2 separate regions of the Homo sapiens genome follow, and region 2 is linked to region 1. Evidence: chromatin contacts called from ENCODE POLR2A ChIA-PET data. All regions are on one chromosome and are shown on one strand. The core of a region is the stretch at or near the end of the contact, and the rest is flanking DNA. Distances in the headings are between cores, read along the strand shown.

Evidence for each region. ChIA-PET counts read pairs that join two places held with the same protein, here RNA polymerase II (POLR2A).
Region 2: POLR2A ChIA-PET joins it to region 1 with 10 read pairs in activated CD4-positive, alpha-beta T cell. The contact joins the enhancer-like site here to the promoter of JADE2 in region 1. POLR2A ChIA-PET finds 5 or more read pairs at or near these places in 3 of 52 experiments (Caco-2, Panc1 and activated CD4-positive, alpha-beta T cell).

The regions. Positions count from the first base shown.
Region 1 is chr5:134,523,492-134,528,737 of GRCh38, forward strand. It overlaps JADE2 (jade family PHD finger 2), which reads left to right and starts at 2,179. Exons shown (of 12, transcript NM_001388185.1): 1 at 2,179-2,520. It overlaps LOC124901070 (a long non-coding RNA gene), which reads right to left and starts at 2,111. Exons shown (of 3, transcript XR_007058942.1): 1 at 1,975-2,111; 2 at 1,415-1,592; 3 at 1-553. RefSeq lists silencers at 949-1,268, 1,849-1,898, 1,919-2,138, 2,269-2,348, 2,379-2,638 and 2 more.
Region 2 is chr5:139,309,278-139,314,709 of GRCh38, forward strand. MATR3 (matrin 3) reads left to right here. Exons shown (of 15, transcript NM_018834.6): 3 at 5,398-5,432. Among named protein-coding and RNA genes, the nearest start is that of MATR3, 18 kb to the left of the region's middle. Within about 2 kb of position 1,819, at least 5 of the 41 ENCODE cell types and tissues checked have a DNase peak (open chromatin) inside an H3K27ac peak, as active enhancers do; they include Panc1, where a contact is called at or near this core.

The sequences.
Region 1 (5,246 bases), core at 929-3,428:
GTATTTAACTATTTTGTTACACACTCCAAGTCTGCAGCACCTGTTTCCAGACTCTGAGCTTGGCTAGAGAAAAATACCACCAATTGACCACTGAGAGCCACAGCCAGGTCTAACTGGAAGGTAATACCCAGACCATCCTCTTGCCAGACAATTCTCCTCAGACTTTGTGAATGAAGGCCAAGGAAGAAGAAATGTTGCAGTGACTCCCTTTGAGCTCATATTTCTTTCTTGTTGCAAAAACTGCTTATTTCAGCATTCATCATCTCCCTCTTTGTTGGGTAGACAATCCGCCCTGTCGGAGGATTTGTGCTGTTATTATGAGTTTGTTTATTATTAGATTTATTTCTCCTATAAGCAAATGTGTTCACAACATTCCATCGGGGAATCTTCTTAATTGTCACATAAATGTCATCTTATGTAAATTGAATATTTATCTTCCCATGGAAGGGGGTGGAGGGGAAAGGAAGAATAAACAATCTTCAGTCTTGGAGAGGGAAGGCGACTCCGGTGTCCATTCACAACTCACCCACGTGCCTTCAAAGCCAAAGGTGAGCTGAAAAATTATTGGATAATCTGAGGGGCAGCCGACCATGAGGGGGAAGAAAAAGTTGGCCACGATGCTTTGGGGATGTTGGGCCAGGCTCCCCACAACCTCCTCCCGAGGCCAGACCCACCCCCTCCCCAGCTAGAGGCATTCCGAGGAGGTTGGAGCTTGACCCCCGATTCCTCCCCAACCAGGAGGCCAGTCCTTCTCCTTCCTCGAGAGAAGGTGAGCTCGGCGGGCGCAGCGGGTTGGGTGGGTGTGGCCCGCGGCTCCGGGAACAGACCCAAGGCCCCGCCACCGCCGGCTAGCAGCCCGACAGCCCGCCCGCCTGGCGAGCGCAGGCTCTTCTTCCAGAAACTGCGAGGATCCGAGCGTACTGTTTGTGCACCACAAGGTCAAGTCGGGAAGTGGAGCCGGAGGAGGAGGGGCGAGGAGGCGAAGGGTGGGGAGAGGGGCGCCCCGCTTCCTCGCCATGTGCCAGCCTTTGGAAGTTACCCCTCGGTTTTTAACCCTTTCGGGGTAATGGGAAGGAAGAGCAAGGAGGAAGGGGTCGCCCCGGGGCAAAATCCTGCTGGGGCCAGGATGTGCAACCACCCACCCACCCGCTCATCACTGCCTTCTCCACCCCCCGGAAATGCGGGGCAGCGCTAGGCGCCAGGAGGCACCCGGGAGGGGGGAGGGGGCGACGAGCCCAATGGGGACCCTCTCTACGGACCGCCCCTCTTTTCTTGAGGTCGCCTACAATTTCAAGTTCCCCCGCCCGGAATGTTAGTTTTCCATTTGGAGTGGGTGCGGGGAGGAGGGCCGCGCCCCCTCCCCAAGACTCGCGTTCGCCCCTCCACTCCCCTCCTGCCAGCACTTTCTGCTCACTTCTGGTGCTGCAAAACGCCACGCAATTTATTCGATTCGCATTTTAAAACCAGCGATTCAGAAGCAGGGCCTAGGGCGAGGGTCTTCCAGCGCTGGAGCCCCGGGGGGCGGGGTGCTCAGTGCAAACCTCGTTCCCTCCGCGAGTGTCGCCTCCAGGCTGTTATTTGCAAAGAAACGTCTTTTTGACGCAGGGAGAAATGGCAAATTTTAAGTACGTCATTAATATGGCGCCAAAAGATTTTTTTAAGTATAAGCTCGCTTTTTTTTTTTTTTAAGGTTGCGGGGGGCGCCGCCCGGGTCTGGGGCGCGTAGGGGGCGGGGTGTGAGCAGAAAGTGTGAGTGAAAGAGTGGAGGGGCGGGGTATGTGTGTGAGTGTGTGAAGTGTGAGCAGACCTGATGGGACTTGCACGGGCGCAGCCGCCGCTCGGGCCCGGCCCTGGGGACAGGGCGGGCTAGGGGCGCCCCAGAGTCCATGGGGAGTCCGGGCCCAGGGTGCCAGCAGGCGTGGTGGTGGGGCTGCGAGGGAGGGCACCCTTCCCCCACGGGGCCCGCAACGCTACCTGGACTCCCCGCCGGAGCCAAACAACTGGGCGGGGGGTTGGGGGGGCGGCGACGGGGGTGTCGGGAGCGGAGATCCGAGTGAATAAGAAAAAAGTGGCTACTCCCCCTCCCTCGCTCCTCCTGCCCGCCCCCACCCCACCCCCACCCCAACACATTTTTTTTTTCTAAAGAGATCACAAGGAAGTCTTGGTTTAAAAAGAAACAGAAACATACACAGGGGGTTGGTGAATGGTGCCGACCGCGGCCATCGCAGTTGGAGGCTATTTTTTGGGGGGGGTGAGTAGCGTCCATGGAGTTACTTTGCGCCCACTCCTAGCGGCACCGGCTTAGGTCCTGCGGGCCGACCGTCCCCGGCGGGGGGCGTGGGGCCTGGGACGCCGCGGGCCCGGCCGCCTCCCTCGCCGCGACCCCGGATGGATGCGCGCCCCCCGCCCTCCCGCGCCGGCCCCAGGAGCTCCCGGCTTCGGGAGCATCCTTCCCGCGCCGGTCCCTGCAGCGGCGCGTAGCCGAGGGCAGCGCCCGTCAGGGGGGCACCGCGGAGCAAGGTAAGATCCAGCCCCCGGCGGATGGGCCCTGCGCATCTCCACGACGTTATTTGGCGTTTTTGCAACAGATCTGCCAGCGCTCTTCGCTCCCTCGCTCTCTCTTGCTCGCTCGCTCCCTCTCTCTCCTGCTGGCTGCCTGTTCTAGGAAGCCAGCGCGGAGAGGGGGGGGATGCACAGCACAGGGGAGAGAGATTGCGCATGTTGGTCAGTCGTGTTTTAAAGAGTACAGTGCGGGGAGGCTGAGAGGGGCGCATGCAACAACAACTTTTGGAAGGGTGAGCTTGGCGACCTTCTTTATTAATGACTGCGGCAAAGCGCCCCCGGGCCGGCGAGGGGGCGCGGGCGGGCGGGGGCGCGCCAGGGCTGCAACTTCCCCGCGGGCTCCGGCCGGGCGTAGGGGCTGCGGCGGGAGATGGGTACGGTGGGGAGGTCGAGCGGCCCGGGCGGGGGCTCCGAGAACCTGGAGCTATCTGCCCTCCTGTCTCCCCGAGTTTCATTTTGTTGATACGCAGCACGTCCGGGCGCCGAACCGGGCTGAGCCGGTGCACATGACCTCGCGCTGGGCTCACGTGCAGCCGGTCCGGTCCCAGACACCTTCCGGGGGCCACCGCCTCCGCCCTGTCGCCCCCTCTCCCGGCCCGGTGCACGCGGGCGCTGCACGCGGGGGCAGCATGCTCGGCTCCTGGGGTTGGAGGCTCTGCACAAATTAGACAGTTTTTTTGGAGGGGCGGGGGACACCCTTTCCAGGTGAGTGTGGAGGGTGCGGAGCCTCGGCGCCAGGGGTGAGGACTGGGGTCGGGGGCAGCCTCCACCTCCGGGGCCGCGCGGTAGTCCAGCTGGGGAGAGGCGCTGGGAGAGTGGAAATGTACCGGCGGCGGCCGGAGCGGCGGGTGCGCGCCCGCGGGGCGACGGCAGGGGGCGTGGCCCTTGTTTACCTTCTCCCAACTCTGCCGGTTCGCGTCCCGCTTCAGGGACGGATCCGCAGTCCCCAGCCCTCTGCCTAGGGCCCTGCACCATGGGTGGTACCAGGAAGATGCCGGCTTGTGGCGGACCCCGTTTGGGACGCACACACCTGACTCTCAAATGAGTGACATTGCAGCCCCCGCCCCCACCTAGCGCTGCTGCAGTCCCTTTGCCGGATCCCCGGCCCCGCCCCGCCCCCGGCAGTGGCATCTTCCCGGCCTCACCTCCTTCCTCCCTCTCCCTCCCTTCTTCCCACCCACTCGCCTGCGCCTGCGGAGCGGCGCCCGCCCGCCTCCTCCCCGCCTGGGTGCAGACTTGTGGCTCCCCATGGTTTCTTCCCGCCCATCCCTGGGTCCTGAGACATCCTCTCCTCTCGGCCAAGGGACGAGAGGGGTCAACTTGGCGATTCGCAGCTGTTCTGCCAGAGGATGGGGTTGCCTGCGAGACAGCCAGGAAGGCTTCACTCTAGCTTCCAGAGGCCCAGCCCTGTCCCCTACTACACACAGCTACCACCCCACCCGCCCCTGGGGCTCGGCTGCCCTTCCCGGTGTCTCTTAAACCCCTCCCCCGACCTGGGTGTTAAGCCCACCCACCTCCCGGCGCCGCCCCCGGTCGAACAGCCTCTTGCCCTTCCTTCGCCTGGGCCGGAGCCCCCCGCAGCCTCCTCCGGCTCCTCCTCCCGGCTCCGGCGGTCGGAATCACGCCGGCGCGCCTCCAGCCTGCGGTCCCGCGGACTGCCTCCAGGGGCGGGCTGGAGGCGCGCGCAACTCCCCTCCCAATCCCCTCAGCCACTGCCGCTGGCCTGGGCACTTTTTTACCAGCTTGGCTGCTGGCCTCTTGCTGGAGGCTGGGGGAGGTGAAGGGTCACTGGGTGTCTTTGCCGTATGCCGAAGGCACACTGCGGCCGGCGATTCTGGTCTCTGCAGATTTCCAAACCTCGCCGCTGCGTCTAGCACCCCTGGGTCATCTTCTGCAGGATCCCGAGGCACAAAGTTGTATCCCGGGTCAGAGTTTGTAGGGGGTCATCGAGAGGTGTCATGTTTCCATTCAGAGCGGTTCCAAAGCGTCTAGGAAGGGGCTGAGTGGGACCTGCTGCCTTGCCTTTGTTGGAAGGAGGACCCCTGAGCTCTGATCCCAGACAGGCTGTCAGGACGCCCCCTTAGCATTTATGTTTGCAAACTGATTCCTGGACCTGGGAGGTGGTAGGGCCGCCTGGCCCCTCCTCTCGGAGTGGCATTAACTCCCTCCCTTCACTGGTAAAATTCCCAGTAGGACATTTGGCAAAAGGGCTCGGCATGGAGCTGCCAACCGGGCCTGGCTTTGTTTCCTGGGTTCCCAGGGCTTCTCCCCTACCCTGACTTTCTTTCTCACCTTAGGGCCCCAGATGAACGCACCGTCCGTCTTGTCCCATCTTCCTTAGACGGGCTGGGACTCGCAGAGCCATCTAACAAGCAGAGGAGGAAAATAACAACAGAATAACTATAAGGGGGAAGGAATGAGTAATAAAGCTGACCCAGGCAGGGAGGAGGGCTTTCATGTTTAAGAGATGCTATTTGCTTTTTGGGTCACAGGCTGCAAAAACAGGCTTTGATCCGAAGTGGGCGAATAATTTATTGAGCAAGTTTGCATGGTAGAGGAAGGGATGTTTGTTTGATCTGGAGCCCTCTAGGTTGCCCCAAGTGCTGTTGGCTGTTGTTTTGAGTGGAAAAGCATTTGGTTCTGCAGCAAATGCCTCACAGAGGGAAGTCCTCGCCCCAGGCAGC
Region 2 (5,432 bases), core at 569-3,068, 4.8 Mb after region 1:
TTGATCTATAATCTGTGACCGTCCATTTTTTCCTGATGTGCTCTACTTAACTGGAACAAGTTGCTGCCATGAAATTGATTTGATGGTTACTGTTACAGGGTTTTTCTTTACAGTAACATCTGGAAGGGTCATTTTCTTTTCATAGCTAATCCTTTGATAAGCATTTTTTAGTAAATGAGTATGGATTTTTTTTTAGTAGACTAAATCATACCATTGTTTTTAATATTCTGTTAAAGAGTATTACCAGTCACTCCCTTTCCTTGTGTTTGGATCTCAGTATTTTTGTCTTTTAATCTTTAATCTGTACCAAAGTAAATTAACATAAATGCTAAATTTAGGTTTATTTAAACATTTAAGAAGATGTATTTTCATTAAGAAATACAACCCCAGACTCACAAAAGCCAGCAAATTTTAATTGGTATATGTTTTGGGTGTTACCTTTTCCTAAATTTGTTGGCTCTACTAAATATATCATGGAATTCATTTTAGTTTCTGATCAGCACTAAACTTTAAATTTTAGGTCCCGTGTGAATTCATAGAATGAAAAGGTCCATTAAACACTGGTGACTCCAATTTTTTCTGCGTTATTTCTTGCCTGTTTATAAGGAAATAATAGCAGAAATGTCAGTATGACCAATATTCTCAGAAAGGGTCTCTAAATTCTGAGGAAAATAGATAGTTACAAGTGTCTCAAATGAGAGTGATGTGAAGGGACTTAAAAAATCTTCGCTACTGGAGTCATTAAGCTGTTGGGACATCATGAACACAATGGAACCATGAGAGGACTTCGAGAAAAGTTTCTGTTTTTATGTATGATTATGCTTTTTTCCTTCAAATTTTGCTACTTTCTAGTTCCTGAAGAAGGCTAATAACTTAAATGGATCTAAATTAACAAAAGAGCAGTTTTTACATATTTTGATGAAACTATGGATTCAAGAGTAAGATACACTACCCTAGTGCAAGAGGTACTTTTAGCCTGTAAAAATGCTTAGGTCCTAGCTAGTTTTGGTATTCTGTCAAAATACTGAGTACATTTGAGAACTATTTTAGAGGCCTTTTGTTTAATTCTGTGGTTTAAATGTGTAAATTGGACCAACTTTAAGAAGTTTAAACACATGGATTATCTGAATTTCTAGTTTTCTAGTTGCTTTACTATGTTTTTTACGTATATGCATTATATTGAAAAAATCTTTACTCACTTTAGCAGTGGACCCTCTATAACCGCTATAGAAATGACCTTAGAGAAAATTTCTGTGATGGAAGTAGATAATGAAAAATTTTTAAACATTTAATCCTGCTCTCTGGTATTGCTGCATAACTTGGAAAATCTGTTCTTTTTACTTAGTGGTATTGTTAAATAGTCTACATGATCAAAAATTCTTACTGTGAAGTAAGAAACTTAAGTTGAAAATAATTTGTCATGGAGTGTCATTATTTTTAGGTGACTTAAAGTGATGGTGGTGTTTTTATTTCTTTATAGGTCATTTTAGGTCATCAAATTGCTTTTCTTTTCTTTTCTTTTTTTCTTTTTTTTTTTGAGACGGAGTTTCACTTTTGTTGCCCAGGCTGTAATGAGTGCAATGGTGCGATCTCGGCTCACCGCAACCTCCGCCTCCCAGGTTCAAGCAATTCTCCTGCTTCAGCCTTCCGAGTAGCTGGGATTACAGGCATGCGCCACCACGCCCAGCTAATTTTATATTTTTAGAGCCAGGGTTTCTCCATGTTGGTCAGGCTGGTCTTGAACTCCTGACCTCAGGTGATTCACTGCCTTGGCCTCCCAAAGTCCTGGGATTACAGGTGTGAGCCATCGCACCCAGTCATCAGATTGCTTTTCTATGCAATCTCAAGCTTTCTCAGCTTCCTTTCACTTAAAGAAAATTACCCACTACAGCACTTTGGCTGTCTTGTCACTTGAGTTTATATTAAGTTATACTTTTTTCTGCCATTCTGTAAGTGCTTCCCAAATTCTTTTTTTTCTCTCTATAAGGTATCTCAGATACATCAAGGTGAATGTAGTTTTCCTACAGAAATGTCTGAATTTAAAAAGTGCACGAATCCTTTATTAATCTGATTTTACAGGAGTTACCTCAGTGTAGAGTCCAGGGATATATATTTTTATAAAACTCTTTCACTTAGTCCCCACCGTAAACCAACCAGTAATAGATCAGTAGTACAGATTAGTCATTGGATGAGTTTGGGAGGTATGTGATTGATTTTTTGATCTTGGCCTTCCTTTTTTCACTTTGAAAGACCAGACACACTTTTCCCCTAAGTTTGAACCTTTAAACAACGTGGAGGATTGGATATAATTTCTGTTCAGCTATGTACCCTTTCTAGCTCCTATGAAATAGAAGCATGCGTAGTAGGATAACATTTATTTCTCTCCCACAACTTAAGAATATTTTAAGTAAAATCTGAATATTTTTAGTTCAGAGAATTGTAAGTCGTTAATTGGTATTTGTTTAATTAATCCTTTTTTTTTTTTTTTTTTTTTTTTTTTTTTTTTTTGAGAAGGTTTCTCGCTCTGTGTCCCAGGCTGGAGTACAGTGGCGTGATCTTGGCTCACTGCATCCTCTGCCTTTCGGGTTCAAGCAATTCTCCTGCCTCAGCATCCCAGGTAGCTGGGATTACAGGCATACATCACCATGCCCAGCTAATTTTTTTGTATTTTTAGTAGAGACGGGTTTCACCATGTTAGCCAGGCTGGTCTCTAACTCCTGGCCTCAGGTGATCCGCCTGCCCCGGCCTCCCAAAGTGCTGGGATTACAAGTATGAGCCACCACGCCCAGCCAAGGCTTCTAAATTTTGTGAACTTACCTGTGGCTCCTCTGACTTAGAGCCATTTTTATTTTATTTTATTTTGTTTTATGTTTTTGAGAAAGGGTCTTTTGCTTTGTAGCCCACGCTGAAGTGCGCTTAGGTGTTCGCAGCTCATTGCACTCTCTACCACCCAGGCTCAAGTGACGCATGTACCACCACCACATCTGGCGTTTTTTTCTTGATAGAGATCGGGTTTCACTGTGTTGCCCAGGCTGGTCTCAAACTCCTGGGCTCAAGTAATCTGCCTGCTTTGGCCTCCCAGAGTGCTGGGATCGTATGCGTGAGCCACTGCACCCGGCCCTTACAAGCCATTTTAAAACTGGTCCCCAAGAAGGCAGTGGTCCATTACTTTCCAGTTGAAACTTTAGATATCCCAAATAGCTGATGATTAGAGAGCCAGCTGGAGAGATCTTGAGTTCCTTAGCTATTAGCCATTATTTTAAAAAGATAATCTAGCTTTGAGAGACCTGGAAATAGTAGTTTATAGCTTCCAACATTTTAAGGAAGGTACCATTCTATTTGGATGAGTTCCATTTTAGTTTACAGGATTTTATTTTTATTTATTTATTTATTTTTGAGACAGTTTCACTCTTGCCCAGACTGGAGTGCAATGGTGTGATCTTGGCTCACTGCAACCTCTGCCTCCCAGGTTCAAGCTATTCTCCTGCCTTAGCCTCCCAAGTAGCTGGAATTACAGGCACCTGCCACCATGCCTGGCTAATTTTTGTATTTTTAATAAAGACAGCGTTTCACCATGTTGGCCAGGCTGGTCTTGAACTCCTGACCTCAGTTGATGCTCCCACCTTGGCCTTCCAAAGTGCTGGGACTGCAGGCCTGAGCCACCGCACCTGGCCTTTCACAGGATTTTAGATAATTTTACTAGAGCATAGGAATGTACCTAAACTGTTGTCAGGTAAATATAAACCAGTTTTTTTTTTTTTTTTTTTTAGGAGCTCATTTATAAAATACCAATCCGCAGCTTTTTGAAAGCACGTATCTTGTAATTTGGTACCTTGGTACCTTACTCTAATTTAGTTCAGCTCTCAGTGAGACATCCCCCTTTAAAAACACATCGCCTGACCATGTTTTATATTCCAAATATAATTGTATTGGGTAGTGTGGGTGTTACAGAAATTACCTCAATTTGTGGGAGTTTGTGAAACATCAATAATAGTTGTAAAGCAGGAATTGTAAAACAAGACTGCTTTATAATCAGTGTAATAATAGTTCTTTTTTTTTTTTTTTTTTTAGCACATTCCATGTGCCTGGCAAGGGTCTGATAAGCAGTTTACCTTTATTGACTCATTTGCTTTTCACAACAACCCTATGAGACTCTTGTCCCAGTGAATTTAAATAACACGGACCAAAGATTCACATCTTTGTAATTTGGGAGTGAACCTAGGCAGTCTAATAGCAGAGCCCACTTTTTGTAACTTCTCTTTCTTACATTGCCTAAAAAGTTAACTCATTTATATCTGCATTTTTTTCCTAAAGAAATTTATTTGAATAAAATAAGAGTTACTTCAATTTAAAGTAAACCATAAAAGAGTAAATAGTGAAAGAATGTCATGTTTCCCACCCTAAATTTGGAAAGAGGCACTCCTTAAATTTGCTTATTTTGGGGAAATACAAAGGGAGCATAATATTTTGATAAATGGGATTCGTTTTCTAGAAAAGCCATTCCTGTTGAATCATGTTAGCATTTTATGGTAATGCTAATCATGGTGTATTTTTCATTCACTGTGTATTTAGTAGGTAGTAAACCTGGAACATCCTCAAAAGCTGGATGTGATTAAAGTTTTAGTTTTTGTTTTTGTTTTTGTTTTGTTTTGTTTTGTTTTGAGACGGAGTCTTTGTCATCCAGGCTGGAGTGCAGTGGCGCAGTCTCAGCTCACTGGAATCTCCGCCTTTTGGGTTCAAGAGATTCTGCTGCCTCAGCCTTCCAAGTAGCTGGGACTACAGGCGTGTGCCACCACGCCCGGCTAAATTTTGTATTTTTTGTAGAGATGGGGTTTCGCCATGTTGGCTAGGCTGGTTTCAAACTCCTGGTCTCAAATGATCCATCCATCTCAGCCTCCCAAAGTGTTGGGATTATAGGCATGAGCCACCATGCTCGGCCTAAAAGATTCTATTTTAACTAATTGTTCACATTTATAGTATATAGTTTCTAGAAAAGTAGATATAAACATGGATGTTTTATTCAGAGTGCTATAAAGTAGCATACAATGAATACTTCAGTTTGGTCCACAGTAAAAATTAATAAGCCTTGCTGATCTCAAGGTTAGTTACTACTCTTGATCTTTATTAACTCTATATCTTTTCCCTGTCAAATATCTTAAGTATGTTGACAAGTTAATCCAGTTTTTCCAAGAATGTGCATAGCGTATTTGAGGGCAGGATCAAGCCTCAAGGATTCAGAGAAATGGTTTTAAATTAAATCAATGTGATTTAGTGAATGGGCAGGTGTTTGTACAGCCTATGATACTGCATAGACATTAATATCCTAGAGTTTGAATGGTTCAGATGAAAATATTTCAGCTTTATTTTTGTTAATTCTACTAATTTACTTTGCTGCAGGAGTGGAGTCAACATATCAATGGAGCAAGTCACAG